Regions from separate parts of the Mus musculus genome. Here region 2 is linked to region 1. Evidence: chromatin contacts called from ENCODE Hi-C or POLR2A ChIA-PET data. All regions are on one chromosome and are shown on one strand. Each heading gives the region's core, a stretch centred on a gene start or an enhancer-like site at or near the end of the contact. The rest is flanking DNA. Distances are from core to core; before and after follow the strand shown.

The links. A loop is a pair of places that touch in the nucleus more often than their neighbours do. ChIA-PET counts read pairs that join two places held with the same protein, here RNA polymerase II (POLR2A).
Region 2: a loop to region 1 is called in a map of mature B cell, with 2.1 times the contacts of the local background. The contact joins the enhancer-like site here to the promoter of Rnf141 in region 1. A Hi-C loop is called at or near these places in 3 of 37 maps with a recorded cell type or tissue (CH12F3, gastrocnemius and mature B cell). POLR2A ChIA-PET finds 5 or more read pairs at or near these places in 3 of 5 experiments (Patski and embryonic stem cell).

The regions. Positions count from the first base shown.
Region 1 is chr7:110,842,205-110,846,137 of GRCm38, forward strand. It overlaps Rnf141 (ring finger protein 141), which reads right to left and starts at 2,177. Exons shown (of 6, transcript NM_025999.3): 1 at 2,135-2,177.
Region 2 is chr7:110,918,433-110,922,717 of GRCm38, forward strand. Mrvi1 (MRV integration site 1) reads right to left here. Exons shown (of 21, transcript NM_194464.3): 10 at 2,882-2,960. Among named protein-coding and RNA genes, the nearest start is that of Gm16336, 16 kb to the left of the region's middle. Within about 2 kb of position 1,484, at least 1 of the 3 ENCODE cell types and tissues checked has a DNase peak (open chromatin) inside an H3K27ac peak, as active enhancers do.

The DNA.
Region 1 (3,933 bases), core at 927-3,426:
CTGTGGTCAAGATTCCTCAAAGAGCTGTGACCTCTTCTAGTTAAGACAGAGATGTGCTTCCCAAGAGCAGCCTGAGGGTCTCTGAGAAAGAGCTGTTATTCTGAAACTCACAGGGATATCAAGGATTCCAAGGATGTGCCACATTCTTCAGTGGGTGGCACACACAGTCAATTGCTTCTTTTTCTAACAAATGAGTTGTTGAAGTTCAAGTATTCCTTATAAGAAACACAACTGCATCACTAATAATACTCACCCAAGGAACTCCCTGAAAATGTGAAACATAAGTCATTCAGAAATGACACAGAGGAAAACTGAGCCCATCAAAGTGCAAGACAACTGGGTGAGGGCTGGAGAGTTCAGCTGGGAAAGGACCTCCAGGAAGCACCCGGGCCTCAGTTCTACCCCTGAACTCATGTGAAAGGACAGCGCAGTGGCACACTTGTGATCTTAGTGCCAGGCCGGGTGTGTGTGTGTGCAGGGACAGGAAGATCCCTGGGACTTGCTGGCCACTAGGTGTGTAGTCTATCCAGACCTAAGGCTGACTTCTGGTGTCACATCAGATGACTAGTCAACAATGACTTCGGTATCAAAGGCACCTTTGAAATTTGTTAAATTTTGTACCATCTTCCATCTTAGTAATACATACTAAGTTCTACAATTGGGGCTCGAATGACACTACTTAACTTATTATTCACTATTTATACAAACTCTAAGTTTATACAGATATCCAATGATTAGGCTGGTCAGAGTCGGTATAGAATCTAGAATGCCTGTTCTGGGGTCAAAGGTATTAAGGAGGAGAAATAAAACTAAAGAAATCTCAATAAAATAAAATAAAACCTGAAAACCTATAAACAAACAGAGTACTGAGTAAGTGCTGGAGTTCTAATAGCACCAGTTGTTAATTTTCCTTATAGATTATCCATTCATCCTTTCATGGATTCTTGGAAAATTGGCAAGTATTATAGACAGCCTGACAAAGCACACACCAAGTAGTAAGTACACTCTGACTTAGAAAGAAAAATATTCTCTTTGCACCTTCTCTACCTTTTTAGAAAGAGAAATCAACTTCCTCTAGTTAAAAGAATTTAGATATATTCAGAGAATATCTATCCTATATGTCCCTTATATATATGGTTCCCTTACGCCAAATGACAAAGATAACATAGTCTTGAAAAACACAATCATGTTAAGACAGAAACCGAAACCAGCCAGCACAAAAGGGGTAAAACAAAATCCACGCAAGTCCTGAGGGCTCTGAATTCAGAAGGCATTACTTTTCAAGGACAACTATCAGGACCATTGGTCGGGTGACAGTTCAAGCCCAAGTAAAAGTCTAAAGGGTGAATTTCATTCTATAGCAAGCACGGTAAGGGGGTGTGGAAAAGATGGTCTTAGTTTGAGAAGCACGGATTAAAAGCAACTGGGAGTGTTACTGGAGCTACATGTACTCCAGAAGAAGGACAAGAAATGCTGGGCATCAGGAAATGGGGCTGGGTCGGAATATGAAGAATATGAAGGTAGGCTGGAGACAAATTGCAACAACAGTAACCCCACAGTTTTGTAATGAAACTGCACACAGAAGGCAACTTACCCTACAATTATGATTAGCAAGGAAACTTTTTTTTTAATGTCGGTCCTCAAAAGGTAGCAATTAGCTTGACAAGCAAGGGCCCGGGTGCACTGCCGGGGCGGGTTTAGTAGGAGGGCTGGCCGACACCACGGGCCCAGGCTCTCCCTCAGAAGCCTTGCCCTGTGGCCACCCTGCCGCCCTGGCCCCAGCACCCGCCCCTCAGCCCCTCCTTGGCGCACCTGCTCTGCTAACCAACAGCTAAACTGCTCAGTGCGCCAGCGCCAAGATTCAAAACCGCTCGAGCTGATCTCTGAAAGCTCTCCTCAGCACCACCGCGAAGGCGGACCCAGAGTCTCCACCGCCACCGAGAAGGCGGACCCAGAGTCTCCACCCGCCCAGGAATCGGTGCCCAAAGCCCGCAGCCGAGGCCCTGACAAGGGGCCCTAGCTCCTCTGAAGCCCGGTTTCACACCCTGGTGCTGCCCGGGCCTCCACTCCCTACTCCAGGACCGTGGAGTGGCTGGGAAGGGACACAGCGAAGGGGCGGCGCTGCAAGGCTCACCCAGTTCAAGGCATCGCTCTCCTCGCACCAGGGACACCGCCTCGGCTGCTGCTTAGCTAAACCCGCTAGGCGGCAGCGGCGCGGCCCGCAAACCAGTCGCACCTCAGTGACGTAAGGCCACGCCCTCGCGCGTTGCCTGGAGACGGAGCTCCACCCCCCCCTGTTGGCTTTGGAGGTTTTTGTAGCTCAAGGCTGCTGACACACACCTGTAGGCAAAATAGTCACATACATAGAAATCAATAAAATTAAATACTTTTGTAAAAAAGGACAAAAAAATGAAGAGGCAAGTCACAGGCTTTGGAAAAGCAAAATATATTTAACAAAGGACTTCTAATTAGAATACACAATTCTTACCCCTCCCCCCCCCAAAAAAAAAAAAAACAACAACAACAACAAAAAAACCCACAATTTTTTTAAATGGCCAAAGACTAGACTAGCCTTTTAGATTTATGGATAGCAAATAAGCACATGAAATGATGTCTGAGACCATTATGCAAATTAGAAGGGAAGTGAATTATCAATACAATACCACAGTGGCTAAAATGAAAAGAACTGTATTAAATATTGACAAAGATGCTGAACAAATCTGTTCAGATTGTCTGTTGGGGATGTAAAATGATACAATCATTGTGGAACGAGATTGTGGCCATTTCTTTAAAACCTAAGCACAAACATTCCAACCACATAGTCCAGTCATCCTGCTTCTAGAATAGATCCACATGAAGACTAGTACACCAACATCAGATACCTGATGTGGTGGTTTGAATGAAAATGGTCCCCATAGGCCCACAGGGAATGGCACTATTAGGAAGTGTGGCCTTGCTGCAATAGATAAGGCTTTGTTGGAGAAAATATGTCACTAGGGGTGGGCTTTGAGTTTTCAGATGCGTAGGTCAGACCCAGTGTCACTCTCTCTTCCTGCTGCCTGCTGATCCAGATGTAGAACTCTCAGCTACCTCTCCAGCATGTCTGCCTGTGTGCTGCCATGCTTCCCACCATGACTATTATGGACTAAACCACGGAATTCTAAGTCAGCCCCAATGAATTGTTTTCCTTTATACGAGTTTCTCTGATCATGGTGTCTCTTCACAGCAGTAGAAACCCTATGACAACATATCAACAGGTGAATGGAAAACAACTGAAATAAAGTCACACAATGGAATATTACTCAGCAATAATAAAGAATACATGATTGACACACTTAACAATGTGGATGAGCCTGAAATACTTAGGCTGAAAGAAGATAGACCTTCCAAAAAAATTTTCTAGAATAGCCCCCGCCCCCAGGAATCTTTAGTGGCAAAATCAGATCAGTGGTTGCTTAGCGGGTGGTGTCAGGTAGGAAACACTACAGTGTTAGAATGGGAACTAGAGGTGGCTGACTCAACGGTAAAACACTTGCCTAGCATGTTTAAGCCTTGGCTCAGACTCAAACACAAGTCCTCCAAACCTTCAAAGGGTAAGAAGAAACATTTTAGGGTATTGGCTATGTTCACTGTCTTAGAGCATGACACCACAGACATGAATGTAATATGAAAACTTCTCAAATTGTACACCTTACTCATATATAGTTTAGTATATGCCAACTACATTCCCAAAAAGTTATGGGGTAAAGATGTAGCTGCTTCATGTTTTAAAGGTTCATATCTTTGTCTAACCTGAGCCCAGTCAGAAAAAAAATAGTCTCCATAAAGCACAGTTTTATAAAGTGGGACCTGTATTCCTTTTTATAGTGAGCACCACAAAGACTGAAATAAAGGAGAGATTGCAAGACCAAGGTGATATAACGTGGTAGTTAT
Region 2 (4,285 bases), core at 234-2,733, 76 kb after region 1:
TATAAATGTATGTGATTTATGCCTCTGTGTATATGTGTGTCTGTGTGTGTGTCTGTGTGTGTGTCTGTGTGTGTGTGTCTGTGTATGTGTGTGTGCCTGTGTGTGTGTCTGTGTGTGTGTCTGTGTGTGTGTGTGTCTGTGTATGTGTGTCTGTGTGTGTGTCTGTGTGTGTCTGTGTGTGTGTATCTGTGTGTGTGTCTGTGTGTGTGTGTCTGTGTGTGTCTGTGTGTCTGTGTGTGTCTGTGTGTGTGTGTGTGAGTGTGTGTGTGTGTGTGTGTGTGTGTGTGTGTGTGTATGTACACAGAGGGAGATGTCGGCTGCTCTTGCTCTGTCATTCATTGAAGGATCTGGAGATAGGCTGGCAGCCAGCAAACCATAGCAATCCTCCTGTCTCCACTCCTCACAGCTCTGGTGCTACAGGCATGCATTGTCGCTATGCATATGACCGGCTCTGTATGTGGGTGCTGGGGACTCAAACTTAGATCCTCATGCTTGTAGAGCAAGCCTTCTTACCCCCGAGCCATCTCCCCATCTCTAAGGTGCTTTATTTATTTGTTTGTTTGCTTGCTTTTACTTATCGAGACAAGGTCTAGATACATCACCCTGACTCTCTGTAACTCAGTATGTAGTTAAAGCCTGGCCTCGAACTCACAGAGAGCCTCCTGCCTCTGCCCCCAGAGTGCTGGTATTATAGGCATGTGCCACCATACCCAGCTAGAGATGGTTAATTTTTTAAAAATAATTCAGTCCTTTAAAAAAGGACCTCTGAGCCGGGCGTGGCGGCGCACGCCTTTAATCCCAGCACTCGGGAGGCAGAGGCAGGCAGATTTCTGAGTTCGAGGCCAGCCTGGTCTACAAAGTGAGTTCCAGGACAGCCAGGGCTATAAAGAGAAACCCTGCCTCGAAAAACAAACAAACAGACAGACAGGACCTCTGAAACCTTGTTAACTGAGAAGGTGGTGGTTATTGTATGTCAGCCCAGAACAGTGATTCATAAGATGACAACACCAGCCATAGACAGTGTGGGAGGGGAGTGTGCCCTTCCAGAGGTGCTCTGTGAAGCCTGACGCACACCCGTGCCCACAGGAGAAAGGTGGAAGTTTCAGAAGTTTCAGGACACTGGCTTTGCTCTCACTGCCCTGCCCCCCACAAGCCAACCTCCTCTGGATTAGTTTATCTAAAATTAAATAATGCTAAAACATGTTTCATAACTGCTCCTGGGATGGCAAAGCCATGTGATGGAATCAGCAGTCCTTTGGGCCTCAGTTTCCTTAACAATAAGGTGAGAGCAGAAGTCCCTGCCTCTTAGTTTCCTGGGGGGAGACTAAATCTGAGTTGCCAATGACTTAGAGTCTGCAAAACACTAGAGAGGATTTATTGAGATGACATTAGAAGGAGACGGTAAAATGTTGTATGGCTTTGTTTAAATGAGGGACCTAGAGAAGACATAATCCACAGAAACAGGAAGTGAAATGGGAGTGCAAGGGGCTGGGGGAGGGGCACAGACAGCTGTGCCTCATGGGTGTGGCTGCAATTGAGGGAGATGAAAAGGGTCTGTGGATGGACGGTGGCGATGGCTGCACAATACAGCAAGACTGGACCTAAGGCCACTGCCCCACATGCTGAAAATGATTAAAATGGTAACATTAGTGCCATATATATAGTTACATATAACATTGTACATATCACCACTTAAATTAATAAGTACCAACAAAAGACAAGACATATATGCATATATATATTCATAAATACAAAATAAGGAATGAGGGTGATTTTGGAGCAGATGGACAGACCGGCTCCTTTAAGAGACAGGTGCAATGATTCAACAGAACACGTAGAGACAAGGGAGTGAGTGCCCACAGGCCTGAGGAAGAGGGAAGAACAGAGAGCCTGCCCTTCTAGAAGCATCCCTAAAAGCATGTTCTTTCTTCTCTGGCCATCACGAAGCATTCTGGCTATTGGTTGCTTTTAAGCAGCTATCTCGGTATCTCCCCTGTGCACCATTTGTTCAGTTAAGTATTTACTCAGGGCTTATCAGTGCCAGGCAGCACTGTGAATGTAAGCATATAGCTTACAGTATGTACAGACACACATGTGCACACATGGACATATCCCCAGAGAGAGATACGGGCTCTTGGGGCCCAGTAGCATCTCTGGGGATCTTAACGGCTGGCACCTAGACAGCACTCACTATGCACCGGGTGCTGCTCTAGGCATACTGTAAATAGAGTTTCATTTGTGTACTCGTCTTGATAATGTTCGAGGCAACTATGATAGCCCCGTGTAACAATGTGGGATGTGGGGATCAGGCCCGGTGAGGCCACAGAGCTTGTTCACTCAGTAGCAGAGCCAGGATGGACAGCTGTGGCTCACCCCGGGACATCAGCGAACTCAGAGGAAGGACGCACGAAGGCAGGAACAGGGAGGATCCAGCCTCTGTCTGTATTTTCAGAGAAGTGTGGCAGAGTGTGTGGCCTGGGGGAGAGCAGAAGGCTTGGAGGAAGGGATATGCAGACACCCAGCAGGGCAGGGCTGGATTATGGACTTTGTGATGACAGCAGATTGAAAAGAGAGAGCTCTGGTGTCTTGAAAAGAGGAACTGCTCTATTTGGGTAGCTTCCTGGGTGTAAGGGAAAAGCAATGTCAAAAGTTCAGGCCTGGGGCGCCTTCCAGACCCAATGCCACTAACAGGGATAGGGCGGGGTGGCAGGAAGGAGACAGACTTGAGCGTGCTCTGCCTCAGTGGACTATACAATCTGTTTCCTTCACACATGCACAAAGACTGATGGGAAATCGAGTGTTCACACATAGAACGCCACCGGCCTAACCAGCCCTGGGAGGGCACACAGGTCCCCCCCCAAGCCCCTCCCCCTCCGCCTACCTTTGTCCTGCTCCGCGGCCTCACTCAGTTCAGGGAGCTTGAACCCCACCAGGTTCTGGTTTCTCATCAGGATGTGTTCCTTGGTGAGAGGAAGAAGGAACACAGTTCAGGTGACGACACAGGGCGGTATCCTGAGGTACTAAGAACTTAGGGGACATTAAGGTCCCCTAGATACGAATGCAGCTGTTCTAGAAGTAATTCTTGATGGTCTCACTGCTGGGAGCAGCCTCCTACCCTGCCCTTCTGTGTAAGTGACAGTCCTTCCTCAATGATCTTTGTGGCACCTCCAGACAAATGAAGCCTGAGAGTCACTGCTTGGGGGACTGAGCATGCAGAGCAAGGTTGGGGGTGCTGGAGGACCCAATAAGCTACCCTTGCTCCAAGCCAATCCATGTCAGACTAGGGCCCTCTCGGGATGTCTGGGTGATATCCTGGTTCCTGGTGACATCCAAGGGTTCTCAGTCTCCCAAGTCACTTGAGCGACTGGCCTCTGGGCTAGGGGAAAGAAAAGGGATAACAAAGAGTGCCCAGGCCATGGCAACAGAATTCAGGCCATGCCCTCGATATATACTTGGCAAGCCAGAGGTCCACAGTCCCTCAGCTACCAGCACACTGGGCAGGGTACAGAGCAGGTCTCGGTGCCACACCAGCTGGTAGCATGAACTTCCAGGTTCTCTGCGACTTCCCTTGCCGGGAGAGAGTGAGTGACCTGCAGGGATGTGGAGAGTTCTGAGGGAGTGGCCTACTCTCCCTGCCTCTAAAGTCTATGAAGCTGAATCTCCAGTTGTCTGCCCCCTTTGTCCTCACTTGCCTCCAGGGATATGAGATGTGGACCACTTTAGGTGGCTCTGCCCAGCCTTGTTTTAAGCTACCAGGTACCTTGGGCCTTGTATTGGAGGGTGGGAGTTCTGTGTAAATTGTTCATCTTTCTAAGCCTCCAGCCCAGAACATCACAGAAGACCAAGACTATCATCTATCTATCTATCTATCTATCTATCTATCTATCTATCTATCTATCTATCTATCTATCATCTACCTATCATCTATATATCAAGTTATCCTCTATCTATATATCTATATGTCAATCTATCATCTATCTATCTCTGACTGGCTTCAAATTTCCAATATAGCTGAACATGACTTTGAATTTCTGATCCTCCTGCCTCTACCTCTCTGGTCCTGGAATTACAGTTACCACCACACATTGTTTTATGTGACTCTGGGAACCTAAGGCTTTGTGCATGTTAGTAGAACACTACTGACTGAGCCACTTCCTCTCTGAAGCTCTCTGAACAGCCCAGTGGCCTGTAACAATGTGTCCTTGCTAGTAGATACTCTCACTAGATACTCTCATTGGAGCTGGAGTGTTACTGGTCCTCACTTCCTTGCCCTTACTGCCTTAAT